Linked DNA regions of Homo sapiens: region 1 is linked to region 2. Evidence: chromatin loops called from intact Hi-C (ENCODE). Cell type or tissue: IMR-90. All regions are shown on one strand. Each heading gives the region's core, and the rest is flanking DNA. Links, peaks and the distances in the headings are about the cores only. Region 1 overlaps AHNAK (AHNAK nucleoprotein). Region 2 has its middle 16 kb from the start of SCGB1A1.

Evidence for each region. Peaks named below come from ENCODE experiments on the same cell type or tissue, not always from the same donor. Only the 100,000 strongest peaks of a DNase experiment are listed, where the experiment ranks them.
Region 1: a loop joins it to region 2, with 4 times the contacts of the local background. A loop is called at or near these places in 18 of 110 quality-filtered maps.

The regions. Positions count from the first base shown.
Region 1 is chr11:62,502,002-62,518,929 of GRCh38, forward strand. It overlaps AHNAK (AHNAK nucleoprotein), which reads right to left. Exons shown (of 5, transcript NM_001620.3): 5 at 13,901-16,928. The coding sequence ends at 14,743. Among named protein-coding and RNA genes, the nearest start is that of AHNAK, 36 kb to the right of the region's middle. RefSeq lists an enhancer at 3,662-4,409 and a silencer at 6,556-6,850. In IMR-90, for the core only: a CTCF peak has its summit at 6,664; no DNase peak of the experiment used is centred there; H3K27ac peaks cover 194 bases.
Region 2 is chr11:62,428,455-62,441,290 of GRCh38, forward strand. It overlaps a transcript of AHNAK not described here. Among named protein-coding and RNA genes, the nearest start is that of SCGB1A1, 16 kb to the left of the region's middle. RefSeq lists enhancers at 5,619-6,120, 6,121-6,620. In IMR-90, for the core only: no CTCF peak of the experiment used is centred there; a DNase peak (open chromatin) is centred at 3,297; H3K27ac peaks cover 2,476 bases.

The sequences.
Region 1 (16,928 bases), core at 6,372-11,371, 79 kb after region 2:
TGCCAGCCACCCATTTCGGACCAAACTGGGCAGATTTGGGGTGTCTTCTCCTCTTCCACACCCGAGCACTCCTTCACTCCCTCTTCCTCAACTTCCTGCCCCAAGCAACACCCTTTTTGCCGTTCTTGCCACCCCACCTTTCTTGGGCTTCAGGTCCTCGACTTCAGAGTCTCCAAGCTTTTCCTCTGCCTCCTTTCCCACCCCAGCAGGGCAGTCCTGGGGGCTGGAATGGTGTCAATTTGAGAAGTTTGCCAGCCAACAGGGCACAGAATTTAGCTGAATTCACACTCAGCAGCTCAAGGAAAGCAGCCAAAGTGCAAAACTTCAGCAACCGTTTATTAGAGAATGTTTATTTTGTTTTGTTCTTTAACTTTTGTTTGTTTTTACCCTAAGTACAGGCTAAAACCTGAGAGATCAAGAAACTAAACAGTAATTGACAGAAGGAAAATTGGAGCACCAGTCGCTGAGGGGAAGTGTATGAAGTGATCGGTTAGTGATAAGATGGCTTATCAAGTTTCTGCCACGTGCCATGTGCCTGGCCGTGTGCTGGAGACATAATGATGGACAAGCATACTACTTCTCACTCACAGAGCTGACAGTCCGGAGCAAGAGGCAGACAGACAAGCCATTGGCCACTAATATTTTAATATGAATAGTGCTAAGAACAAAAAAGTACAGAGCAACATGAATGCGTGAGATAGCTGGGGAAGATGGGGAGTATCCAGGAAGGCTTCCAGGAGGAAATGACCTCTGAGCTGAAACCCAAAGGATGAGGAAGAAAAGCCTGCATGAAAGCCAGGTGCTGGAAAGAGAAGAGTATGTTAAAAGAGTACTGGGAAGAGCTGAGTGTGGCTGCAGAGGCCGGCTTGAGACTGCAGAGGCTGACAGTAGCTAAGTCAAAAGCAGAGACCACCAAGTGCTCCCTGGGCATTGGCTGGAGTATGAAAAGGCTGAGACATGTAGTGTTCGGAGCCACCTCCAAGACCTTTTTTTCCCTGTGTGAACCTATGTACAGTTCACGCTGGCTTACTGAAGCATTTCTGTCCAACTTTTAATTCTCCATATTCCGTGAGAGTTCAGCAAATGCTCATAAATACAAAACAATCAACAGTCCAATCCATGTCAGAGTAGAGTGAGTGGGGGACACGCCCTGACTCCCATGTTTTTTCCTGTCCTTATTTCTGCCACCAGCAAAGCCCAATCAAAGGTTGTCCACGATTACATAACCAGGCATGGCAAGTAAGCCTCAGCGGACACACAGGATCTGACCACTTCCCCTTCGGAAACTGTAAAACAACGAAAGTGGGCTGGGCACGGTGGCTCACGCCTGTAATCCCAGCACTTTGGGAGGCCAAGGCGGGGGGATCCTGGGTAAGGAGTTCGAGACCAGCCTGGCCAACATGGTGAAACCCTGTCTCTACTAAAAGAAAAATTAGCCGGGCATGGTGGCGGGCGCCTGTAATCTCAGCTATTCAAGAGGCTGAGGCAGGAGAATCACCTGAACCCAGGAGGCAGAGGTTGCAGTGAGCCAAGACCGTGTCATTGCACTCCAGCCTGGACAACAAAGCAAGACTCCATCTCAAAAAAAAAAAAGAAAAAGAAAAAAAAAGTGAGTGTTTGCAGAACATGCAGAGTGGCCTTTTTACCTGGGTTGCCGGCAAGGTCTGGACTCACCATCCAGTGGCAAGAACCCGATTAATCCAAGGTGTTTATTTCCTTTTGATAAACAGTAACATGTGATTTTCCATTTTTAGACACAATAATTACTTCAAACTAAGAGCAGTCACCAAAATCAGTACTTAGAGGGAGTGGTTTTCCTTCATAAGAGGGCAGCAGCTCAGTTTAAAAAATAACTTCTTTTAAAGTCCCTGCCTCCAGGCCGGGCGTGGTGGCTTATGCCTGTAATGCCTGCACTTTGGGAGGCCGAGGCGGGTGGATCACCTGAGGTCAGGAGTTCCAGACCAGCCTGGCCAACATGGTGAAACCCCATCTCTACTAAAAATACAAAAATTAGCCAGGCATGGTGGTGCGCACCTGTAATCCCAGCTACTAGGGAGGTTGAGGCAGGAGAATTGCTTGAACTCAGGAGGTGGAGGTTGCAGTGAGCCAAGATCACACCACTGCACTCCAACCTAGGCAACAGAACAAGACTCTATCTCAAAAACAGAAAGAGAGAGAGAGAGAAAGAAAAAGAAAGAAAGAAAGAGAGAGAGAGAAAGAAAGAGAGTCTTAGATATGATTCAAGAGACACGCAATTTTTGGAAAAACATGATGTTTAAATAGCGTGAAGGACAAAAAGCCTAGCATCCCTGCCAGGCCCCCCAGCAAATTTACCCAGAGCTTATCCCACCTGGGGCTCCTCCCTCCTGCAGCTAAATTCCTAGAATTTATTTTCTAGGAATTTTTCTAGGAATTTAGACAATCCGCACTGGCTGCCTCCACTCTCTCATCTGACTTCCCTATCTGGCTGAAGGGCCCACTTGAAATTCAAGTTGTGAGCCGAACTTGCAATCTTACAAATAGAAAATGCCCTGGCGTTATTCTTGCCTGCCTGCTCACATTCCAGCCCTCCCCACCGCCTGGCCACCGAAGACAGAGGACAGAGGCGTGGTTGGCAGCCACGCGCCCTTGAGGAGACCACACACCTAGGTAAACACTGGCTGGAAAGACCCAAGGTTGTCAAAAGCCTCCCCTTTCACCTGGCTGGGGCTGGGGAACCTTAAGGCCAAAACTCCTCCACATAGGGGTCAAGCGCCCCTGCCCCACCCCCTACCCTGCCCCCTGCAGCCCAGCATCCAGAGGATGTCAGGAGCTCCCAGAGGAGAAAGCAAGGCGGTACCACGCTGTTTGTGAGGATGGGCTAAAAGGCTCTGCCGTTTCAAAATGCCCTAAGCTGGCCTGCTGATGGGCCTGAAATAACCACGTGAGAGACCCATCCCTCAGGGTCTAAAAGCTCTCTTTTTAAATGTAAAGTTTCAAAAGCAATAACATATATGACGCTGACACTCTCCAGGACCTTAGTTTCTCAGGGTACAAAGCTGTCATTTGAAGGAAGTCTGGATAAAGGGGAAAGCGCGCAATGAAAGGCCAGTGTTTGGGCATTGGGGACCCACTAGGGTAAGGGGTGAGGTCCCGTGGCCACCCCTTGGGAGGTGTATACCTGGTCTCAGCAGCTTCCCGACAGCCCCCCAGGGTCTTCTTTCCCACTTGCTCGCCCCGTCTTTGCTCCCCTCTGTGTCCCACGCCTCCAACCCAGTCTGCGGGCACATGGCTCACAGCAACCCCAGGGGATAAAAATCTGCCTAGCAACGGGTCATGAGGCCCAAATATGGCCTGGCGATTGACAGTTCGGCCAATGGGGTGTGGCCACAGATGCTCTCTAGAGACCAGGGTCTCATGCCCTTGATTCTGAGGGCCCCGGGCTTGCTGGATGGGGGTTCACCAGGTATCATCCCGTTTCTGGTTGGAGCAAGGGACCTTGCCTCGCTATTGAAAGCGCGCTGCTTTACTTCGATTGTAGGTTTGTTTGGAGTGCCAGGAGGGATTTATGGAGACAGGGAGCGGGGCTAAAGTCCCCTCGAAGTCACCCTTTGGCACTGTCCTTTCTCCCTGTGAGTCCTCTCCCTCTTTTTCTTTCCTTCCCGCTCCACGCCCTTCAACGCTCCCTGCCGCTCATTGCAAGCCGCCGCCCTTCCCTCCCCCTCGACCTAGGGCTTTGCTCCTCCCCTGCTGCCTCCCCCGACACACCTCCCCCTACTCTCCACCCGCCCCCAGCAGGACCCCTGGCCACACTGTCAGCCTCTGCCCATCCCGGGCTCTTTCTCTCGTTTCCCCCCTTAGTTTTCTGCTTGCTTTCTTCTTCTCCAGCTCCCCATAATCTCCGGAATGAAGAGCAAGCGGTCCGGGCCGGGTGCGGTGGCTCATGTCTGTAATCCCGGCACTTCCGCAGGCCAAGGCAGGAGGATCGCTGGAGCCCAGCCTGGGCAAAATAGCAAGACCCCCTGTCTCTACCAAAAAAAAAAAAAAAAAAAAAAAGGCGGGGGTGGGGGGATGGTTAACAAGCTGGGCATGGTGGCGCACGCCGGTAGTTCCAGCTACTCGGTAGGCTGAGGTGGGAGGATGGCTTGAGCCCAGGATGTCCAGGCTGTGGTGAGCCATGATCACGCCACAGCACTCCAGCCTGGGCAACAGAGCGAGACCCTGTCTAAAAATAAATAAATAATAATAAGTAAATAAATAAATATTAAAAAAAAAAGAGCCAGTGGTCTGAGCTTGAGGACGCCCGAGTTCCTTCCCCTTGGAAGGGTGTCGGGGTTTGTGGGGTCGGGGGAGCTGCTGCATCCCACCCAGGAGGCCAGGAAGACTGAGATCCTTCTACTCACACCACAGATTGTTGGCAGGTTCTCACTTCGGGCTAAAATCAGCCTCGCCCTGCAGCCAAGCAGGGCCGGCAGGTGAGGAGATACAGGGGAAACTGTCAGGGGCAGGAGCAACTTTGTTCCACCCAAAATTCCTCCCTGCAGCCCCCTTGCATTTTCAGGTTCTCCCCCCAGACAGGAGGCTCAGCCCCTCAGGGCCCCAGCTGGCCAGAGGGTTGTGCCTGGCCTGCATTTTCCTAGCTGCAGGGCAGCAGGACGCCATGGGCTTAGCCAGGGCTGGGGGCCTTCCAGGCTGTGTGGGCCGGGTGGTCTGGGACCAGTGGGTGGGGCTCGTTACAATTCAGATGATTTGATCATAGTTTCTCCCTTGTTTATTATTATAGTGGAAGAGTGAAGACTCAGGAGAGGAAGGACCCAGGGTGGCCCGGGGCAGGAGAGCCTCGGGAGGGACTGACAGCAGCCAGGAGGCTGAGCCTGAACCCTAAACCCTACTCCCTCCTCCCCAAAATGGGCAAATGGGTGTATGTCCCAGTTTTTTCCTTTCATGGCTGGACCTGAAACCAGCCAAGCTGCCTGGCTTTCAGGTTTCATTCTGAGTTCGTCCCCCTTCTCTTGCTCCCTGGCCTGACCCTGCTAAACCTCCCACGCACACATCTCCACTTCCACACTTTTATTCCCCGGTCCTTCTGCCTGGAATTCCCTCCCCCCACTCCTCTCCAAACCTTGAAATAGTTATACACTGTTATTAACAGTCTTCCTGGTACCAGAGCAAGCAGAATGCTATTAAAAGCATGGGCTTTTCAGTCAGCACAGACCCCCGTGTGAATCCTGACTCTGCTGTTTGCTAGCTGTGTGACCTTGGACATCCTGCTTAACTTCTCTGAGCCTCAGTTTCTTTGTCTGTTAAATGAAAAAAATAATACCCACCTCATGTGGTTGTTGTGGAAATGAAAAGAGAGAAAGCATGTAAAATACATACACAATGCCTCACACAAACTAAGAGTATATAAGAATAGCTAACACAGTATTTACTATATGCTGACCACATTATGTTAATTTAAATCATCCTCCCAACAAAGCTGTGAGAGAAGAACCATATCATCCCTGTTTTATAGATTTAAAAAACAGGGCTGGGGATGCGGGCTCACACCTGTAATCCCAGCACTTTGGGAGGCCAAGGCGGGCAGATCACTTGAGGTCAGGAGTTTGAGACCAGCCTGACCAACATGGCAAAACCCCGTCTCTACTAAAAATACAAAAATTAGCTGGGCGTGGTGGGCACGCCTGTAGTCCCAGCTACTCAGGAAGCCGAGGCAGGAGAATCCAGGAGGCAGAGGTTGCAGTAAGCTGAGATGGCACCACTGCACTCCAGACTGGGCGACAGAGACTCCGTCTCAAAAAAATAAAAAACAAAAAACAAAAAACTGAGGCACAATGAGGTTTGATAACTTGCCCAAGGTCACGCAGCTAGGAAATAGCAGAACTGATAACTGATATTATTATTATTCCCCTACTGGATGGTAGGCTCATTGAAGAAAGGGGCTTTGCACATAATAATGGGGGTTTTTTAATTTGTTTTTTGAGACTGGGTCTCGCTCTGTCATTCTGACTGGAGTGCAATGGCACAATCACAGCTCACTGCAGCCTTGAATTCCTGGCCTCAAGTGATCCTCCTGCCTCGGCCTCCCAAAGCATTGGGATTACAGGAGTGAGCTATTGTGCTGGGCCATAATAACTTTAATAACTACTTTCGACAATGTTAAAAAGTCCGAGTTCAAGTCCCTGCAAATTTCAAGAGGCATCCTCTATTTCCTAAAATTCCCCCAGAAAAGAAATTCCCAGCTTCTTCAGGGAAACGGCAGTGACATCACAGGGAAGAAAAAAAAAATTCTTTTTTTAATCAGAAAGCTTGGATCGATTTTGGCCAAGTCACCTCTTCCCAACTCTATGAGTTGAGACCAATCGCTTCGCTTTTCCGAGCCTCACCTTTCTGGTTTGTAAGATAGGGTCAGCAAATGCCAGAGCTGCCTGCTTGCCTGGGCGGAGCTGAGAACGCAGTGTGAGATCTCAAGAGATAAAGCACTCTGTGGACTAGAACGCCCTGTCCAAAGAGAAGGCCTTTTCATTCGTAACCCTTTCCCATCCTTGGCCCCACTACTGGGAAGTTTTTCCATTAGGGCCAAGCCTCAAGCGTGTGGTGGAAAATAACAGAGGCATTTAAAGGGAAATGAAACTGCCCTCCTCAGCAGAATGTTCCCTACACATTTGCTGTGGCCCATGGCAGCGCCTCTGCTGGGCGCCTTCAGCCTTAGGAAGCACCAGCGGCTGCCTGACGCCACGGGGCAATTCAGAGGCTGGTAAACAGCACATGGCATTCCCGGCCCGTGGCAGGCATTCATGCATGGAATTCTTTGTCCTCGTGAGGAAAGACAGAGAGCTGCTCTGTGCTGCAAAGCTCAAAGCCAGAACTCCACTTTCAAAACTCCCAGCCCGAGATCACGCCAAGGCTAAGCATGCCACCAACCCCTTAAAGTGTGCTTGTGAGATAAACTTGCCCAAACTTGGACTTTTATCTTGAAAACTTGGGTTTCCTTGTTAATTCCAATGAGGAGTCATGGCAACGTTACAATGGAGAAACTTAGCAATCTCCTACTTAACCAAGGAATTGAAATTAACATACCCATCATGTGCCTCCTGACACGAGGCACCAAAAAGGACCCAATATCACTTCTGTGGAATTCCTGCCCCAAAATGTATAACCTGAACCCAATCATGAGGAAATATCATCAGACAAACCCAGATTGAGGGACATTTCTAGAAAACTGGTCCCACACACTTCAAAAATATCAGTGCCATGCATGACAAAAAAAAAACTGAGAAACTATTACAGATTAAAGAAATAAACAGCCGGGCACGGTGGCTCACGCCTGTAATTCCAGCACTTTGGGAGGCCAAGGTGGGTGGATCACTTGAGGTCAGGAGTTCGAGACCAGCCCTGTCTCTACTAAAAATACAAAAAATTAGCTGGGTGTGGTGGCAGGTGCCTGTAATCCCAGCTATTCAGGAGGCTGAGGCAGGAGAATCACTTGAACTCGGGAGGCAGAGGTTGCAGTGAGTCGAGATCACACCATTGCACTCCAGCCTGGGTGACAAGAGTGAAACTCCGTCTCAAAAAAAAAAGAAAGAAAGAAAGAGACCAAGACAACTAAACATCATGTGAGGTCATCAACAATTGAACCCCAAAGAGGAAAAAAAGACATTGTCGCCGGGCATGGTCGCAAATCCCAGCACTTTGGGAGGCTGAGGCAGGCAGGTCCCTTGAGGCCAGGAGCTCAAGACCAGCCTGGCCAACATGGCGAAACCCCGTCTCTACTAAAAAATACAAAAATTAGCCAGGTGTGGTGGCGGGCGCTAGTAATCCCAGCCACTCAGGAGGCTAAGACAGGAGAATCGCCTGAACCTAGGAGGTGGAGGTTGCAGTGAGCTAAGATCGCACCACTACACTCCAACCTGGCAGACAGAGCAAGACTCTGACTCAAAACAAACAAAAAAAGACATTACTGTAAAGACAGTTACTGGGGCAACTGGTGAAATTTAAAGATATACTACATATTAGATAATATGTCAATGTTTTGTTTCCTGAATTTAATTATTGTATTGGAGTTTTGTTTGTTTGTTTGTTTGTTTGTTTGTTTGAGACGGAGTCTCACTCTGTCGCCCAGGCTGGAGTGCAATGGCACAGTCTCAGCTCACTGCAACCTCCACCTCCCCCGGGTTCAAGAGATTCTCCTGCCTCAGCCTCCTGAGTAGCTGCCACCACACCCGGCTAATTTTTTGTATTTTTAGTAGAGATGGGGTTTCACTATGTTGGCCAGGCTGGTCTGGAACTTCCTGACCTCAAGATCCACCCGCCTCAGCCTCCCAAAGTGCTGGAATTACAGGCGTGAGCCACTGCGCCCGCCCTCTATTGGAGTTATATAAAAGAATGCCCATACATGCTGAAGTATTTATGGGTAAAGGATCATGATGTCTGTAATTTACTCTCAAATGATTCAGCAAAAGTAATGATAACACCTATATGAGCCAGGTGCGGTGGCTCATGCCTGTAATCCCAGCACTTTGGGAGGCCAAGGCAGGTGGATTACCTGAGGTCAGGAGTTCGAGTCCAGCCTGGCTAACATGGTGAAACCCTGTCTCTACTAAAAATACAAAAATTAGGCAGGCATGATGGCACAAACCTGTAATCCCAGCTACTTGGGAGGCTGAGACAGGAGAATTGCTTGAGCCCAGGAGGTGGAGGTTGTGGTGAGCCAAGAGTATGCCACTTCACTCCAGCCTGGGCAACAGAATGAGATTCTGTCCCAAACAAACAAACAAAAAAACCATATATATATATATGTATATGTAGAGAGACAGAGAGAGATTAAAGCAAACAAAGTAAATGTTAGCAATTGGTGAATCCAACTGAAAGCTATATGAATATTCATTGTATTATTCTTGCAACTTCTCGGTAGATTTGCATTCAAAATAAATACACTTTAAAAAAAAAGAAATTTCAGGTACACAATTAGCTGCATCTCCCACATAATGTTTTTTAATGTCACAGCTAATGCAAAATACCAAAGAGCTAAGGTGGCACTCTGAAGCAGGACATGTATATAAGCAACATGCAAAGTCCTCATGGGTGATGCACTTTTGCTTTGGGGTGCTGGAGACATAGCAATATTTCAACAGTGCAGCCTTTGCTCAAAACATTTGAGACAACTTCCCAACCACACAGGAAAGTTAGTCACACACATAATCACGCCTTGCTTTTGACCCCAAACAACCCACCCACCTAATTAACCAGGCTTGTTTTTTGTTTTTTTTTTTTTGCTTGTTTGTTTGTTTTGAGACGAGTCTCGCTCTGTCCCCCAGGCTGGACTGCAGTAGCATGATCTCAGCTCACTGCAGCCTCTGTCTCCCAGGTTCAAATGATTCTCCTGCCTCAGCCACCAGAGTAGCTGGAATTACAGGCATGTGCCACCACGTCCAGCTAATTTTTATATATTTTTTAGTAGAGACGGGGTATCGCCATGTTGGCCAGGCTGGTCTCAAACTCCTGACCTCAAGTGATCCACCCACCTCGACCTCCCAAAGTGCTGGGATTATAGGCATGAGCCACCGCGTCCGGCCCAGCAGTAGATTTTTTACAGAAGTAAGTGTAGAGCTTCCCGAGGTGACCACTGAAAGCAGAATTGCCATTGGGACATATGTGTGCTTCTTTAAGAAAAAACTGTAGCATTACTTTATGATCATACCTTAAATTCTAGTTTAAGAAACCTCGATGTATAAAAATTCAAACTTATCAAACAGAAAAAACGAGAGACAGAGTCTTGCTTTGTCTGCCAGGCTGGAATGCAGGCTTAAGTGATTCTCCTGCCTCAGCCTCCTGAGTAGCTGGGACTACAGGCGAGTGCCACACCGGGCTAGTTTGTTTCTTTTCTGAGATGGAGTCTTGCTCTGTCACCCAGGCTGGAGTGCCGTGGCACAATCTTGGTTCACTGCAACCTCCACCTCCCGGGTTCAAGCAATTCTCCTGCCTCAGCCTCCCAAGTAACTGGGATTACAGGTGCGCACCACCACGCCCAGCTAATTTTGTATTTTAGTAGAGATGGGATTTCACCATGTTGCCCAGGCTGGTCTCAAACTCCCGAGCCCAGGCAATCCACCTGCCTCGGCCTCCCAACGTGTTAGGATTACAGGCGTGAGCCACTGCACCTGGCCTTGTCCTGGTTATTCTCTATCTGTTCCCTCCACCTTCAGACCCCTGCTCCTGCTTCTCTGCCCGACTCTGTGCCCCAGGAGGTGGATCAGCTGCAACACCTGGGCTCCCGTGCCCTCCAGTGGAGAGAGGGGTCAGGGTGTTCCTCCCTGCTTCACACGGCAGGCAGTTCTGGCAGATGCTGGTCCTCTATGGCTATAGTCCCCACTGAGGATTCCTCCTCTACCTCCAGTGCACGCTGGACTTCAGGAACACCACTTCTTCCTCATATCCTTCAGGGCCAGGGATAGTACCAGCTTCCTACTGCCCCTGGGGGTCTCACCACCCCTTGTGGCCTCCTTTGCCCCTGCCCACTACTCCATAAACTGTCTCTTTATTAGGTCTCTCTGATTGAACTATCTTCAAATGGAACTAAGTTTGCGAGAGGGAACCTGACAGATAGAGAAATGAGTGTGAGTTTATGAAAATTATTCCCTGGGCTAAGCGCGGTGGCTCATGCTTGTAATCCCAGCACTTTGGGAGGCCAAGGAGGGAGTGATTGATTGAGCTCAGGAGTTTGAGACTAGCCTGGGCAACATGGTGAAACCCCGTCTCTACAAAAAATACAAAAATTAGCCCGGTGTGGTGGTTGAGCTTGAGAGGTGGAGGTTGCAATGAGCTGAGAACGTGCCACTGCACTCCAGCCTGGGTGACAGAGCAAGATCCTGTTAGGAAGAAGGAAGGAAGGGAGGGAGGGAGGGAGGGAGGGAGGAAGGGAAGGAAGAAGGCAAGGGAGGAAGGAAGGAAGGGAGGGAGGGAGGAAGGAAGGAAAGGAGGAACTGTTCACTATTCCCTGCCATTTGTGAGCCCATGGTGTAATTCAAAATAATTCTGTTTTCCCAGATGCCCCCTTAACTACACCACTGTCCACACACAGTCACACTGCCTAAAGCGAGGCTGACCTTGAGACTGCAGTCCTTGCAATTGCTCCTTGCTGAACTCTGGGAAAGAACATCACAGAGTCCAGCCCCTTCCCAGTCTCCTGACGCTGCTCTCACCCTCGAGTGCAGGAACCAGGACCTTAGAGTGTCAGACCTTGCAAGGCTGGTTCCTGCAAGACTTTAGGGGATAGGCCGGGCGCCATGGCTCACGCCTGTAATCCCAACACTTTGGGAGACCAAGGTAGGCAGATCACGAGGTCAGGAGTTCGAGACCAGCATGGCCAACATGGCAAAACCCCATCTCTACTAAAAATACAAAAATTAGCCAGGTATGGTGGCAGGCGCCTTTAATCCCAGCTACTCAGGAGGCTGAGGCAGAAGAATCTCTTGAACCCGGGAGGCGGAGTTTGCAGTGAGCCAAATTCACACCATTGCACTCCAGCCTGGGCAACAAGAGCGAGACTCTGTCTCAAAAATAAAAAAAAAAAAAGACTTTAGGGGATAACTTGGACCACCCCATCAGGAACTGAGGGAGGGCAGGGGTAAGGTGCATGGGCAGGGCGAGGGAGCTGGGGTGCGCCCTCCACACACCACATAAGCCCGTGTCTCCTCCCATGCCGTCGCTGCTGTGGTAACCATCACTGCGGGAAGCAGCGTTCATGTTCTGTGGCCACTGCCTCCAGCCCAGACCTGACATTGAGAAGAAGGTGGCTAGAAGACTCTCAAGTTTGTACAGCTAGTTGCCTTGTCCCTTCTCCATCCTACCCACCACCCACTGACTGTCCCACCCAATGAGATCACTGGCCTCGCCATCCCTGGTACATGCATGATTTCCACGGGTTTATTGCCAGGGCTCAAGGCATTCCAGTTTTTCACACCCATCACATCATTCACTCTGTGGAGATCCTCAGAAGAGGAATCTGAGATCAGTGGGACTGGGACACATCTAGCCACGTGGGACTCAGAAAACATTTATTGAATGGACACTGGGGGCCACCACTAGCCTTCATCACTTCTTCCTAAAGTTAAAAAAAAATTTAATTGATATATTATTGGACAGCCTGGGTAGTTCTCCTCAGAGGACTTTCCAGCATCCTAATGGGCATTCCTCCCTAGCTGTGTACACAAGTGCACCCCACTGTCGCACACTCACCCCACCGTCACCCACTTACCCCACCCTCCAGACACCAGGGCTACTTATCTCAAGCGGCATGCACACTCTGACCTGCCCCACACTCTTGGCTTCAGAGTTGAGGAAGGAACAGGAGATGGGTTTTGAGCTGTGGTTGGTTGAGTGAAAGCAGCACCCCGGGGACAGCCCCAGGCCCAGTTAGGACAGACGGTGATGTGTGCAGTTGTGTGCATCATTGAACCTGAGCATGCTCACGGCTGGAGTGTGCGTGTAGCCCAGTGCAGCAGGGGGTTTCTGTAGAAGATGGGCTCATGCCTGTCTCTCTAGGATTTCATGCCAACTCTTGTGCTCTCCATAAGTATGTATCTGGCTGTCACATGGATGCTGCACACTTCAGTGTGGTGCCATCATGCAATGCATAACCCCAATACCTGGACGAACTCTGGCCCTATGAATGCTGCTATCCCAATTTTAAGGGTGATGAAACTGAGCCTCAAGCAGGTTAAGCATCCTGTCCAACTCACGAAAGAAGCTGTAGGTCGGTCATCTAAAACGCAGCCGGGTATCAAGGGCCTCCCTCCCAACCTATCTCTTTCCAAATCCATGGGCCACCCTTGAGCTCCAAAACCCCCAGAACACTGGCTCTGCTGGCCACGGTGAGGACAGATGAAGCTAGGGAAGGCATGAGATCCCACTGACAAGCTGGTACTAAACAGGGAAGGATGGGGTGGGAGCTATTTTATCTCTGTTCTGGGGGGATCCAGAGAGGTGCAGAGCTGCCTCCACTGGCAGAAATGGGGCATCTCTAAGGAATGGCGAGGGGGACAAGCTTGGTCCAAGTATAAGAAAGCATCACCCTCTGCCCAGCAATGACCAACATTAGGAGCCAGTGACTAGAACCACTCCTCCCCCACCCCCACATACTGTCAACAGAGCTGGAAATCAAAAGGGGACTTTGGTCAGAAGACTTTTCCATAATGTTTAGCCCTAAAATGGACTAGAAAGAACCACAGAGATAACTTACACAAGATCAGCACCCTGGCCGGGCGCAGTGGCTCATGCCTGTAATCCCAGTACTTTGGGAGGCCAAGGCGGGTGGATCACTGGAGGTCAGGAGTTTGAGACCAGCCTGGCCAACATGGTGAAACTTCGTCTCTACTAAATATAAAAATTAGCCAGGCGTAGAGGCAAGGGCCTGTAATCCCAGCTACTCGGGAGGCTGAGGCAGGAAAATCGCTTGAACCCAGGAGGAGGAGGTTGCAGTGAGCCAAGATTGTGCCACTGCACTCCAGCCTGGGCAACAGCGGTTACTCAGCAAACCTGCAGCCATGTCAGGAATAAATGGCAGAGCGGTGATTCACAAGCAGAGCCCTTTCGGTAATTCCAGGAGGCCTTTTAACTGTTCACATCTGTAACCCATTTAGAACCAATTCTGAATTGTATATTCATATGTGAGGATGCAAAGTAGGTGAGTGGGTCCCGAGGCCAAGCCTCTTCTTGATTTCTCAGCAATGGCACAACCAGCCTCACCATGAGAATCAAGAAGCAAAGATTTTCTCCCACTACCTCCCGAAGGTCACTGTCTTAAAGTCACTGATGAAACTAGCAATGCCACCAGATGGATCCGGTCTGAACACTCACAGCTGGCTGTGCAGCTTCCCCAGGTTTCACGCCCCCGCAACACAGAATGCAAAGGCACAAGACATCAAGGTTAATAAACAGCTTTATTTGCCTTGTACAGCATCAATTTTCTTACATTCTCAGTTAATTGGCCATTAAAGTGCTGGAAATTTTCTTAATCATGATAACATTTGTTAAAAAGAAATCAGAACTAATATCAGGAACATGGCGGCATGAAGGAAACAGTTCCCTTACAAAACACAGAAAATGGAAGCCCCTCATGTTGAGGGGGTGGGTTGGACAATTTGCAAACAGATTCTAATTTCCTCTCACCGTCAGCACCAAACTGGCTGGGACCACCACCCCTGGGTGAAAGAAACAACACTAAAGAACCCTAAAAACACCCACACACCCTGACTACCACCACCTCTGGGCCATCTGTGGGCGTTTGCTGTTTGAACAGATCCAGTCTCAGGAAAGAGGAAGACCTGACCTCCGTCTGCAACCCATCACCCCACCCACCCTTACTAACAAAAGCCCCCAAAGTCATTACAATGAAAAAGTGGGTTTCCATTACCCCAAAACTAACAATGTTCAGTAAAAATGAGGATAATAAACACAAAAGCTTGCTTAGTAAACAGGAGCTCTCAGCAGTCAATGCAAAAAAATATATATATATGAAATCTTAAGGCAAATACTGTTGACTTTGCACATGGGCTGGACGAACTTGGAACTCTTTACCTATCTGTATAGTTCCAGGAGCCTACAGGCGGTCGGTTTTTCAGCGCTTGCCACCGGGCCAGGCAAGGTCTTTGCATGATTGCTGAGGCAGTCGGTGTGTTTCCCTTTGGAGTTTATATAGGAACACACCACCCAAGGCTGATGTTTTGTTATATATATATATATGTACACACATACAAAGGCCTGCTACTCTTTCTTTGTGGAAACTGACAGCTCCACCTCGGGAAGCTGGATGCCAACCTTATTCCCACTGTCATTGCTAGAAGAGGAGGACAGTCGGGACTTCTTAGAGGCCAGGGACACCCCACTCCCCTGTAACTTGCCTGTCTCATCATCGCTCCCAGTCACCTCATAATGACCTTTGCTCTTTGACCCCAATCCACCAAAGGTACCGAATTTCAGCTTCCCGTGTTTCCCTTTAACTTTCCCACCTTCCAGAGACACTTCCCCACCTTCAAACTCCAGCGTCCCCGTCGGGGTGGAAGGTCCAGAGAACTCTCTTTCATCACTGAATGAATTTGAGCGGTGCCGTGGCTTCTTACTTTTAAATAAGGAGAATTTGCCTTTCGGTGAAGAGGCTTCGGCCTCTGCCTCTCCTTCCAGAGAGCCCAGGCTGGCCTTTGAACTTTTCAGGTCACCTTTGGACCCAGAAATTGATGCTTCTGGTGAGCCAGTGACACCACCTTTCCCTTTAGGTTTGGAAAAATTAAACTTGGGCATTTTGATCTTGGACTTTTTCAGTTTGACTTCAGACTCTTCCCACTCGCCGTCTCCAGCACCAGCTTGGATGCTGGCCTCTGCTTTAGGGAAGTGAACATCCACCCCCATTTCTCTGCCAACCAGCTCACGGCCAGAGAAGGTAAATTTGGGGATCTTCATTTTAGGGAATGTTACTTTTCCAGATCCACTTTCCAAGTGACCTTGAGGCCCAGACACACTCAGCCCAGGAGCCTGGAGTCCAATCTGACCTCCTTTCACACCTCCTTCCACCTTTGGTCCTGAGAAATGAAGGCCCCCAGCAAACTTAGATGTGTCCAAGTTGAGAGCAGAGGAGACTTGGGGTCCCTTCCACTCACCCCCGGAACCTTTAACACTCAAATGCCCTTCACCAAGGCTGATGTCTGGGGCACTGACACCCCCTGAAACATCCGCACCTCCTTTGATTTTTGGGCCCTTCAAGTTGATGCCAAAATCTGACTCAGGAGATGCCATATTAAAGGCAGGCCCCTTCACACTGATATCAGGAGCAGCCCCATGGAAACCTACTTCTGAACCTTTCAGACCACCTTTGATTTCAGGCCCAGAAATCTGCCCAGTTGGGAGTTTCACATTCACGCCTGGCAGGTTCACATCACATCCAGAGGACTTAATTCCAGGCATCTGGAGGTTTCCTTCTAGGCCTTGAACACCAATGCCTGGAAGACCTCCTCCGACAGTGGGGCCTTTGATCTCACCAGTGGCCCCAAGGCTCCCTTTCACTTTTGGTCCTTCCAAGTTAAAGTCCACATTCGGTGCTGAAATCCGAGGCCCTTTCAGGTTCACATCCACACCTGGCCCCTTCAGTTCGCCAGAAACCTGTGGCCCCTTGGCATTGACGTGCAAGTCGGACCCCGGAGTAGAGATGCCAAATTGGGGCAGCTTCATTTTGGGAAGTTTAATGCTGCCTTCGGATGCCTCCAAGCTTAGATCAGGAGCTCCTACGGATACTTTAGGGCATTTGATGTCACCAGAGACAGCCAGATCTCCCTGCAGGCTTGGTCCCCTCAGTGTCACATCTGGTGCCCCAACGTTAAGCTTTGTTGTGGCATCGATCCCTGGCACTTTCACACCGTCTCCTCCCACCTGCATTTTGCCACCGACACCACTGAGGTTGAGCCCTGGAGCATGCACCTTCATGCTGGGAACAGATGCATCCAGGTCTCCCTTCAAACTTGGTCCTTTCAAGTTCAGATCAAGGTCAGGCCCAGAGACTTTTGGCATAGAGAGGTTCACTGAAGGCAAGTCTACTCCTGGCCCCTTTAGAGAAACATCGGGCCCTTCGAGCTTAACATCTGGTCCTCTCAAGTCTCCTTCAAGAGAGGGTAGCTGGGCATGGACCTCGGCTCCCCCACCCTCCATTTTCACACCTGGGATGCCGATCTTGGGCATGGAAAACTTGGGGAACTTAATTTTTGCTTCTGGACCTTGCAGATCTACATCTGGTCCTTCCAGTCCCACGCTGGGGACATCACCCTTTATCTTTGGTCCTTTCAAGTTTACATTCACATCAGGGATGGAGACTTGAGGGGCAGAAATGCCGAAGGACGGTGTTTTGACTTTAGCATCTAGGCCTTCGATGTTGATGTCAGGTGCACCCAAGTTTGCCTGCACTT
Region 2 (12,836 bases), core at 915-5,914:
CGCTTGAACCTGGGAGGCAGAAGTTGCAGTGAGCCAAGATCGCACCATTGCACTCCAGCCTGGGCAACAAGAGCAAAACTCTGTCCCCAAAAAAAAAAAAATCTGAAAATACATTTAGCTAAGCTAGCATGGGAATTGATTGCCAGCTTGGGAATTGATAAACCGGGGGTTTGGAACTCAGATTTGTTACCCCATCAAGTGAATGGATTCCCAGCTAATCACAAGAGTCTAGTTAACTCTGAAAATACCTGCAGTTATATGCCCATAGCTGTAACTGCCCGGTGGGTTCACCTTGCTCGCTGCCTGGACGGAGCCAATTTATCAAGACAGGGGAATTGCAGTGGAGAAGGAGTAATTCACACAGAGCTGGTGTGTGGGAGACTGGGTTTTATTATTACTCCAAACAGTCTCCCTGAGCATTCGGGGATCGGGGTTTTTAAAGATAATTTGGCGGGTAAGGGCTTGGGAAGCAGGGAGTGCTGATTGGTCAGGCTGGAGATGGAATCCTAGGGGGTGGAAGTGTGGTTTTCTTGCTGTCTTCTGTTCCTGGGGAGGATGGCAGAAATGGTTGAGCCAGATTACCAGTCTGGGTTGTGTCAGCTGATCCATCGAATGCAGGGTCTGCAAACTATCTCAAGCACTGATCTTAGGTTTTACAATAGTGATGTTATCTGCAGGAGCAATCTGGGGAGGCTCAGACTCTTGGAGCCAGAGGCTGCATGACCGCTAAACTAAATTTCTAATCTTGTAGCTAATTTGTTAGTCTTGCAAAGGCAGACTGGTCCACAGGCAAGAATGGGGTTTTTTTTAGGGAAATGGCTATTATCAATTTTGTTTCAGAGTCAAAACATGAACTGAATTCCTTCCCAAAGTTAGTTCAGGCCTATGCCCAGGAATGAACAAGGACAGCTTAAAGGTTAGAAGGAAGATGGAGTCGGTTAGGTCTGATCTCTTTCACTGTCATAATTTCCTCAGTTGTAATTTTTGCAAAGGCGGTTTCACAGCCACCCTGTGTGTGTAACCACGAGGCAGATACCTACAGAGCTTCCTTTAGAGTTCCCTCTTAGGGCTGGGTGCAGTGGCTCAAGCCACTGTGGGAGGCTGAGGCAGGCGGATCACCTGAGGTCAGGAGTTCGAGACCAGCCTGGCCAACATGGCAAAACCCCATCTCTACTAGTAATACAAAAATTACCCGGGCATGATGGCGCATGCCTGTAGTCCCCGCTACAGCTGAGGCAAGAGAATCACTTGAACCCAGGAGGCAGAAGTTGCAGTGGCAGAGGTTGCAGAGGCGGAAGTTGTAGTGAGCCGAGGTTGCAGTAAGCCGAGATCACACCACTGCACTCCAGCCTGGGTGACAGAATGAGACTCCATCTCAAAAATAAAAATGAAAAAGAATTCCCTGTTAGGCCCCTGTCACAAAAGTAGGTACTAATCAGCCCTGGGACAGGATAGAGACTTGATCAGAGGCTCCCTGGGAGCTGTGGAAGGAGGAGCAGGCCTTGGGGCATCAGGAGAGGAGAAAGGGTTGCTGGGCTGGGGGATCTCCTGACCTCCTGACCTTAGGCGTCCAGTCGGTCTCTGAGTCCATCTCAACTTACATGGAATTGATCCCTTTATTTTTTTTTATTTATTTATTTTTGAGATAGGGTCTCACTCTGTCACCCAGGCTGGAGTGCAAGGTTGCAATCACTGCTCACTGCAACCTCCGCCTCCCAGGCTCAAGCAATCCTCCTCCCTCAGCCTCCTGAGTAGCTGGGATGACAGGCGCACACCACCATGCCCAGCTAATTTTTGTATTTTTTTTCATAGATACGGGTTTTCGCCATGTTGGCCAGGCTGGTCTCAAACTCCTGGACTCAAATGATCTGCCAGCCTCTGCCTCCCAAAGTGTTGGGATTACAGGCGTGAGCCACCGTGCCCAGCCCTTATCCCCTTCTCTTGACCCTATTGCCAATTCCAAGCCTTCACCATCTGTGACCTGGATCATTGCAAACAGCCTCTACATTAGTTTCTATGGCTGCTGTAACAACTTACCACAGACTTAATAACTTAAAAACACACAAATTTATGATCTTCTCGTTCTGGAGGCCAGATGTCTGAAATGCATTTCACTGGGCTAAAAACCAAGGTGTTGGCAGGCTGCATTCTTTCTGGAGTCTCCAGGGGAGAATCTGTCTCCTTGTTTTTTCCATTTTCTAAAGGCCACCCGCATTACTTGGCTCATGGCCCCTTCCCCATCTTCAAAGTCAGCAGGGCAGCCTCTGCAATTCTCTCTCCGACACTGATCTCCTCTTCTGCCTCCCACTTCCATTCATAAGGATCTCTGTGATTACACTGGGCCCATCAGATACTCCAAAACAACCTCCCCTCTCACGGTCAGCTGATGAGAAACCTTCATCCATGTGCAACCCTAATTCTCTCTTGCCAGGTAACCTAACACATGCACAGGGTCTGGGGATTAGGACGTGGAGATCCTTGAGGGGCCGTTAATCTGCCTCCTAAATAGTCTCTAAGATTTTAGTCTTACTTCCTTCCCATGATTGCCAAAAATCAAACAGGAAGTTCATGCTTTTGCTTAAAATCCTTCCCTCTTCCTGGTCCCCTGTTGGATAAAGTCCAAACCCCTCACCCATCATCAAAGGCTCCTGGAGATGGTGGCCCTGCTTCCCACTGTGGCCTCAAATCCTGCTGCTTCCCACCTACCCTTCACTTTGAGGGTGCAGCAGTGGATGATGCTCGGAAATAAAACTGCCCTCTGAGTAAGGCTTGTCGATTCATGTCGAGGCACAGACGTTCACATTTGAAACAGGCAACAAATCCATGCCATTCACACTTCCACACTTTTGCAGAAACAGTTCCCGCTAACTGAAATGCTTTCCCTTCCCAAAGTCCCTGGAAGAACCAAACTCCATCCTTCATGACTCACTTGGGACATGCTTATACTAAAAATTGTTTCATTATTTATCTAAAATGCACACTTAACGGGCATACTGTATTTCATTTGCTAAGTCTGGCCCCCTTCAGATTCTTTCACGACTTAGTCTGTGGGCTCTTTCTCCCTGTTCTCCCTACCCAGCACTTTGTGCCCTGAGGTTCAGGGGCTCTTTCTGCTGCTGAGCTTCCACGCCCCTAATCTGGGGCATGTATTTACAGTGGGATAAATCATGTATTTATCTTACTATAGCATGTTTGCTTCTAACTGTTGCCTTCTCTAGAATGTGAGTCCTATGAAGGCATGATTCACATTTTAGTTATCTTGCCACTCATTGTAGAAAAATTAGAAAACCCAAGAAAGCAAAAGGAAAATAAATCATTCGAATGTACATCTGCGTCAAGTACTTGATCAGAGCAGCAGGATTCTACTTTTGACCCTCTAGTGGAAAAATTGAAACCAAGGTGGAAGCCAAGACAGTAAATTAAGTATATTACAGGACTCGAGACCTTTTTTTTTTTTTTTTTGAGACGGAGTCTCACTTTGTTGCCATGCTGGAGTGCAGAGGTGCCATCCTGGCTCACTGCAATCTCCACCTCCCGGTTCAAGTGATTCTCCTGCCTCAGCCTCCCAAGTAGCAGGGACTACAGGCGCATGCATGCCACCATGCCCAGCTAATTTTTGTATTTTTAGTAGAGACAGGGTTTCACCATATTGGCCAGGATGGTCTCGATCTCTTGACCTCATGATCTGCCCGCCTTGGCCTCCCGACCTTTTTATTCCATCTCTCTGCTTCCAGGAGGACCATATCAATAACCAAGTGGCCCCTGAGACATGACCCTAAACCCCCAAAAAGACCTCCCATTACTCTGTGGCTGACCCATTTGAGGAATTCATATGTTCTGTGGGCAGGAAGTTCTAACCAAAATGCAAAAAAAGTTTGAAGTTCATCGTATTCCGTTGTTCCCTGCTTTTCTGTTTCTAGGTAAAGATGAGATTAGTTGGCCAGGCACGGTGGCTCACCCCTGTAATCCCAGCACTTTGGGAGACTGAGGCAGGTGGATCACCTGAGGTCAGGAGTTTGAGACCCACCTGACCAACATGGAGAAACCCCATCTCCACTAAAAATACAAAAATTAGCTGGGCGTGGTGGCGGGTGTCTGTAATCCCAGCTACTTGGGAGGCTGAGGCAGAAGAATCGCTTGAACCCAGGAGGCAGATGTTGCAGGGAGCCGAGATCACGCCATTGCACTCCAGCCTGGGCAACAAGAGCAAAACTCTGTCTCAAAAAAAAAAGAAAAAAAAAAGATGAGACTCGTTTATGAAACTGGATTCCTCTTAAACCACAAATCCATCTGAATGGTATTCATTTCATGCTTGATAAATTTCAAGACCTGATTATTTTGCAATATCAATGTTGATAAAAGTTAAATATTAACCAGATAATCGAAAGTTATCCTTTAACGTCTGCTACCATAGAATAAGAATTTCAGACTGACCCCCAGTGACAGGAAACTTTGAAAAGGCGTGTGCCTGAAGAAACGTATCGATTGGCATGTTAAAAAATACATGTATTGGCCGGGCATGGTGGCTCATCCCTGTAATCCCTGCACTTTGGGAGGCCGAGGCAGGTGGATCACTTGAGGTCAGGAGTTTGAGACCAGCCTGGCCAATGTGGTGAAATCCCGTCTGTACTAAAAAAAAAAAAAAAAAAAAAAAATACAAAAATTAGCCAGGCGTGGTGGCAGGCCTGTAATCCCAGCTACTGAGGCCGAGGCACGAGAATCACTTGAACTCAGGAGGTGGAGGTTATAGTGAACTGAGATCATACTACTGCACTCTCCAGACTGGGTGACAGAGTGAGACACTGTCTCAAAAAAAAAAAGATTACATTTCTCCTTTTTTAGATAAATAAAGAGGAAAGAGAAAGGGGAGGGGGAGCAAGGGGTGTAAGAGGGAGAAAGAAAAGAGAGAAAGGAGAGAACGCGCGGGGGTTCTCGGTCATGTGGAGGCAGCAGTCATGTGCTGACTCTGAAAACTGAAAAAAAAAAAAAAATAGTGACAGCAAGCTGCTGCCTGTGGCCAACTCTCCCAGGGATTCTCACAACGCCAGGGAAGGGAACAGAGAAAACCACAAAGGTTGACACAAGAACAGATGCTTGATAAATGTTTATTGGATAAACGAGCGAAGGATAATCACCTGAGCACCATAGTTGCCAAAGCCCCCTCTAGTCCCAAACCTAAGCCCACACTCTGTCCCCTTGCAAGTAAAGAAATGCACCAAGCAGGGCTTATGCAGCAGCCCTCGGTCTGGCCTGGCTGGAGCTATAAACATGCATGCTCCGAAAAGCCGCCTCGCGGAAGGTATTCCTTTAACTGCAGGTGTTTGTTGCCCTTGGCACAGCAATATGTAATTTCCCATTTTTAGAACAATGCTCCAAAGAACGGTCACAAAAACAACCTTAAGAGGGGGTGGTTTTCTTCCTGGCCGCTTCTACAGTCCTGTAAAACAACAACAAAGAGATTTATATTCAACACACTATTTGCATCTCTCCATAAAATCAGAAGATGGTTCGTTAACTTTGCACCAACTGAAAGAAGGTCCCCCCACTCCTTGCTAGGGCATCCAAACAAATGCTTGCCTCTGGAAGGGATAGATTTGGAAAGGATCCTGCTGTTGGGTCTCTTTTGGTCTTGCCACGCCTCCCTCTGTGTGGTTTCTGTGCGGCAAGGGTGGAAAGGAAGCTTGCATAAAGCCCGAGTCTGTCCTTTTGGTGCCCCCCATACAAGCCCGAGACCAGAAGAGGACAGTGTGTTCCCAAGAACATTCAAATAACAGAGGAAGGTAGGAACCGTGAAAACAGCTGCCACCTCCAGCCTCAGCCATTAAGAAATCCCTTTCATTATCATCTCCAAACTGACTTTCTCTCTTCCCTTTCCTCTTCATGAACCCTTTCTGCTTCATGAACCCAAGCAACTGGCTTTGAGACTTCATGGCCCTTCACCTTCCCTCCCTGTCGTCTCCCAGAGCCTAACTACTACATCTTCTGTCCCAGCCCAGTGCCTCCTCCCCGAGTCACACCCAACTCATCCCCATCGGACTCCCATGAATGCGCAGGTTGTCCTCTCATGGGCCTCCTGGCCTGGTCTCTCTCACCTCCCACGTGGGCCTGCATGCCCCAGGCTTCATCTTACACCTCCTGCGCTCAAGAAAGTTCAGCAACTCCTTTTCCAACAGAAACAAATCCAGCTTTCGGGCCAGGCGCAGTGGCTCACGCCTGTAATCCCAGCACTTTGGGAGGCCGAGGCAGGCGGACCTCCTAAGGTCAGGAGTTCAAGACCAGGCTGACCAACATGGTGAAACCCTGCCTCTACTAAAAAGAAATACAAAAATTAGCCGGGTGTGGTGGCACACACTGTAATCCCAGCTACTCAGGAAACTAAGGCAGAAGAATCACTTGAATCCGGGAGGCAGAGGTTGCACAGTGATCCAAGATCCTGTCACTGCACTTCAGCCTGGACAACATGGCAAGACCCTGTCTCAAAAAAAAAAAAAAAAAAAAAAGCCAGCTTTCTTAATGGGACCTCATCTGGAACCAGGCCTCCTTTCCTACTTTATCTTCTACTAGTCCCTACACAAGTTTCAAGCACCAACCAAAATCACCTGCTCACCCTTCCCAAACTTTACCTTGGCTCCTAAAAACTACCTCCTGCCCTCCCCCTAATTGAGAATGACCTTCCTGGTCTTCTCTCTGTGACTAAATCCTACCCATTTTTGAAGACTCAGCCAAATAATACCACCATCTGACCACTCTAGTTCAAAATGCCCCCCTTTCCTTGCTGAAGTCCTGCAATTCTGCCCCATTTATTCACTATATGTTACACTTTGTGAAGAAACCATTCACATAACTTCTTTCTTCCAAATGTGTGTTGAATTATTTAGAGGGCAAAGGTGCTAAGCCTCTTTAAGAGGCTTGGAAGGAATTAGGCACCAGGAAAGTGAAAGCTTTATTTATTTATTTATCTTTTTTTTTTCTTTTTGAGACGGAGTCTCGCTGTTGCCCAGGCTGGAATGCAGTGGCGCGATCTTGGCTCACTGCAGGCTCCGCCCCCCGGGGTTCCCGCCATTCTCCTGCCTCAGCCTCCCGAGTAGCTGGGGACTACAGGCGCCCGTCACCTCGCCCGGCTAATTTTTTTGTATTTTTAGTACAGACGGGGTTTCACCGTGTTAGACAGGATGGTCTCGATCTCCTGACCTCGTGATCCGCCCACCTCGGCCTCCCAAAGTGCTGGGATTACAGGCTTGAGCCACCGCACCCGGCCTATTTATTTATCTTTTTAAGAGATGGGGTCTTACTATATTGCTCAGGCTGGCCTTGAACTCCTGGACTCAAGCAATCCTCCTGCCTTGACCTCCCAAAGTGCTGGGATTGCAGGCTGGCCGCACCCAGCCAGTTTTGACATTTCTACACTACCTTTTATTGCACACTTGCTATGAACCTGTCGCTGAGCTGAGCACTTCTTACATATGACCGCATTTAACTCTCACAGTGAGACTAGAAGGGAAGTACCACTGTCACTTTTCACAGACCAGGAAACAAAGGCTTTGAGAAGTTAAATAACTACCCAAGAGCCTCACTGTTTAAAAGGAGCAGAGCTGGAGTTCAAGCCTGGCTCACAGTATTGACAGCTCTAGCCCATCCCCTTTCATTCTCAGCGAATTCACAACACAGAACAGTTAGGATGAACAGGGTGGGGAGGAAGTTGCAGGCTCTTTTCCTGATTGGAACAAATTCATGGAAAGGGTTCATAAAGGGGCTGGGCTTCCCAATTCATGTTTTTGTTTTGAAGAAGGTGGGGGAACTTGGGGTTCACACAATGAAGTTCTCTTTAAAGAATGGTGTCTGCAACATCTGATGCTCCGGGGGAGTAGCAGGCAACACAGAGAGCTTTGATGCTGTACCAAGATTCACTCTCAACATCCCAAGCCAAGTGGCAACAGTGCAGAATATGGCATTCAAGTCTAACTCCCACACTTACCAGCTGTGATACTCAGACAAGCTATTGTCCCTCTCTAAGCTTCAGTTTCCTCCTCTCTAACAAGAAAAGAATATCATTTTGACAGGTGGTTTGGATAGATTAAGGCAAATAATCTCTATAAAGCAACCAGGCACATATTGGGTGCTCCATAAATTATTATTGTTATTACTTCTCTTGGACATGAAAATCTGCATTTCTTTTCATTAAAAAAAAAAAAAAAGTATAGGCCGGGCGCAGTGGCTCACGCCTGTAATCCCAGCACTTTGGGAGGCCAAGGTGGGTGGATCACGAGGTCAGGAGATCGAGACCATCCTGGCTAACACGGTGAAACCCAGTCTCTACCAAAAATACAAAAAAAAATTAGCCGGGCATGGTGGCGGGCGCCTGTAGTCCCAGCTACTCGGGAAACTGAGGCAGGAGAATGGCGTGAACCCAGGAGGCGGAGCTTGCAGTGAGCCAAGATCGCGCCACTGCACTCCAGCCTGGGTGACTGAGCAAGACTCTGTCTCAAAAAAAAAAAAAGAAGTATAACATACATTCATCAGAGTACATAAAGCACACAATGGACAGCTTGATAATCATTTTCATAAATAGGCATTTCTATAACCACCACTCCAGGCCACATAAGGAATATTTCCAGCACCCCAAAACGTTCCCTCATGCACCCTCCCAATCCATATCCCCACCAGACAGAATCATGATTTGACTCATTATAGATCAGCTTTGCCTCTTTCTGAACCATATATTAATGGAATCAGAGCATATAATCTTTTCATCATTGCATAGTACTCTTATATGAATAGATCACCAATTTATTTCTCCAATCTTCTGTTGATGGGAATTTGGGGTGTTTCAGGTTTGGAGAAACTTCTTTGAACATTTTTGTACATACATTATTGTCAGCATAGGCACTCAAACCCCTCAGCTTTGTTTTGTTTTGTTTTGAGACGGAGTCTCACTCTGTCTGCCAGGCTGGAGTGCAATGGTGCAATCTCAGCCACTGCAACATCTGCCTCCTGGGTTCAAGTGATTCTCCTGCCTCAGCCTCCTGAGTACCTAGGATTACAGGCACTCATCTGCCACACTCAGCTAATTTTTTTTGTATTTTTAGTAGAGACGGGGTTTCACCATATTGGCAAGGCTGGTCTCGAACTCCTGACCTCAGGTTATCCACCCACCTTGGCCTCCCAAAGTGCTGGGATTACAGGTGTGAACCACCACGCCCAGCCCAAATCCCTTACCCAAATACTTAGGAGTAGAATTTCTGGGTTGTACAGCAGGCATATCTATAGCTTTAATATAATCTGCCAAACAATGTTCCCAGTGGCTGTACCTCTTCCACACTCCCCACAGCAATATGCAATAGTTCTAGTTGTTCCATATTCTCAGCAACACTTGGTATTGTCAGTCTTTTCATTTTAGCTATTATGGTGGGTGTGTAGTAGTATCTTTTTGTGGGAGTTTTGTGTGTCTATGTTGTTCTTTTTTTTTCTTTTGCATTCTGTCACCAAGGCCAGAGTGCAGTGGCATGATCATAGCTCACTGCAGCCTCAAACTCCTAGGCTCAAATGATCCTCCCACCTCAGTCTCCCAAATAACTGGGACTACAGGCTTGTGCCACCAGGCTCAGCTAATTTCCCAGCGCATTTGCATTTTCTGATGAATAATGATGTTGAGCACCTTTTCACAGTGTATTTGGCCATCTGGGTATCCTCTTTTGTTAGTGCCTGGTCAAGTCTTTTTCTTTCTCTCTTTTTTTTTTTTTTTTTCCTGAGACTGAGTTTTGTTCTGTCTCCCAGGCTGGAGTGCAGTGGTGTGATCTCGGCTCACTGCAACTCTGCCTCCCGGGTTCAAGCAATTCTCCTGCCTCGGACTCCCGAGTAGCTGGGATTACAGGTGCCTGCCACCACGTCCAGCTAATTTTTGTATTTTTAGTAGAGACAGGGTTTCACCGTGTTTATCAGGCTGGTCTCGAACTCCTGACAGGTGATCCACCTGCCTCGGCCTCCCACAGTGCTGAGATTACAGGCATGAGCCATCGCACCTGGCCTCTTTTTCTCATTTTTTTAATTGGGTCATTTTTAGTTTTCTTATTGATCTGCAGTACTTCAAATATTTTAGAAACGAATACTTTATCAGACATATGTATTGCAGATATATATCTTCTCCAGGTCTGAGGCTTGCCTTTTCATTTTTTTAATGGTGCCCTTGGATGAAGAGAGGATTTAATTTTGATAAAGTCCAATTCATCGATTTTTCTTCTGTGGTTAGTGCTGTTTGCATTCTGTTTTAGAAATGTTTGCCCATCCCTAAGGCCAGGAAGACCTTCTCTGTTCTCTGCTCCTTTTAGTCTTGCTTTATGTGGTATCTTCCTCTGGCGTGGAGACAACTGATTTGTTGTTATTTCAATGAGGAGCAAAGGTCTCATAGAAAAACTAATCATGACCGGCTCACATGAGAATGCTCATATGATAATGACTTCCTGGGCCTTTGGACTATGCAGCCTGCCATCCTAAGGTTGCTGTGTAGCATCAACAGGTACCACTGCTGACCTGGCTGCATTGCTGAAATCCCACAGGAGCGGCCCTTAACAGAGGTGGCATCTTCCAAAGTGAACCAGGAAGGAGAGGGATGGACACCCATCCCTCTCAGTTTCCCTATTTTTTTTTTTTTTTTTTTTTTGAGATGGAGTCTCGCTCTGTCACCCAGGCTGGAGTGCAATGGCGTGATCTCCGCTCACTGCAAGCTCTGACCACCCGGGTTCATGCCATTCTCCTGCCTCAGCCTCCCGAGTAGCTGGGATTACAAGCGCCCGCCACCACGCCTAGCTAATTTTTTTTGTATTTTTAGTAGACACGGGGTTTCGCTGTTTTAGTCAGGATGGTCTCGAACTCCTGACCTTGTGATCCGCCCACCTCGGCCTCCCAAAGTGCTGGGATTACAGGCGTGAGCCACCGCGCCTGGGCAGTTTCCCTATTTTTCTCATCTGTAAAGTGAATGCTGGTTAGTACTCTAGGGCTAGCACCTTAAACTCGACCCAGCCCAGCTATGGCCACTTTGCAAACACATCCTTCCTATCCTGGCAACTTTGTCCAATCTCCTTCATAAACCCTTTTCCTATGCATTTTGTTTATCCCTAAATGTTCCTTTTCATTATCATTTGTCTAACCATTTATTATTTGTAGTGCATGTGTGCATCTGTCTTTCTTTTTGGTTTGTTTTGGATTTTTGTGTGATTTTTTTTTTTTTTTTTTTTGAGATGGAGTCTCACACTAGCATCCAGGCTGGAGTGTAGTGGCGCGATCTCAGCTCACTGCAACCTCCGCCTCCCGGGTTCAAGTGATTTTCCTGCCTCAGCCTCCCGAGTAGGTGGGACTATAGGCACCCACCACCACACCTGACTAATTCTTGTATTTTTAGTGGAGATGAGGTTTTGCCATGTTAGCCAGGCTGGTCTCGATCTCCTGACCTCCAGTGATCCGCCCGCCTCCGCCTCCCACAGTGCTAGGATTGTAGGCGTGAGCCACTGTGCCCGGCCGCATTTGTCTTTTAAGTCTCTCCTCTCTTCTGTCTTTCCTTCCCTAAAACAGGGTTTCTCCACCTTGGCACTATTCACATTTTGGACTGGACAGTTCCTTGCCACGGGGCCATCCTGCGTGTGGCCTGATGCACAGCTATTGCGATTTCTCTCCTTCTTCCCACCTCTCCACTCACTGCCAATCAAGGGCCCTGAGGGAAAAGTGAGGGGGTGGCCGGGAGGTAGAATCGTGGCTTTCTCAAGCTCACAGGGGCCTTAGATATGATCTAGTGCAACCCCCTCATTTTACGATGAGGAAACGACACTGAGAGGGGGAGGGAGAGGATGTGTCAGAGCCGAAAATGTTAGGGAACAAGTGCCAGGCCAAACAGGAAGTCAAAATTCCAGGGCTTGAGGCAGAGTTTCCAATCCCACCAAGGAACCTGGGATTGCTTCCCACAGCTCCTTCCTCCCTCCCAGCCACGAGCCCCATTCCAGAAACAACCCGTGGCTGGCCAGAGGGAACGGCAGACACAGATCCCACAAGCCCCCAGGAGTGCACGCCAGTGTCCATCCCTGGGAGCCCGTTTCTGAGCCTCTAGTGGACAGAGATGGCCACCGATTGCAGTGGGGATATTTCATGATGACGCCTGTCATGATCACTTCTTAGTTTAACCCTATAATCAGGGGGGAAATGATGCTTATGCTGCCTGGCCACACCTGACCAAATGGAGAAGTCAGGGAACAACAGAGATCTGCAGAGAGCCAGAGGGAGCCTGGCAGCGTCCATCCCAGCCCCGTCTCCACAAAGGCAGATCCCCAGGACAGTTGAGGGCCCTCAGCCAAAATCTCCCAAGTTATAGTGGGGGTTCACATCTGCTAAGTGCTTACTATGTGCCAGACACTATTTCTAAACACTTTATAAATACTATAGGGTGGCTGGGCACAGTGGCTCATGCCTGTAATCCCAGCACTTTGTGAGGCGAAGACAGGTGGATCTCTTGAGCTCAGGAGTTCAAGACTAGCCTGGACAACATAGAGATACCCGTCTGTATAATTTTTTTTTTTTTTGAGACAAGAGTTTCACTCTGTTGCCCAGGCTGGAGTGCAGTGGCATCATCTCAGCTCACTGCAACCTCCGCCTCCTGAGTTCAAGCAATTCTCCTGCCTCAGTCTCCTGAGTAGCTGGGATTACAAGTGTGTGCCACCACGCCCGGCTAAATTTTTGTATTTTTAGTAGAGATGAGGGTTCATCATGTTGGCCAGGCTAGTCTCGAACTCCTGACCTCAAGTGATCTGCCCACCTTGGCCTCCCAAAGTGCTGGGATTACAGGTGTGAGCCAC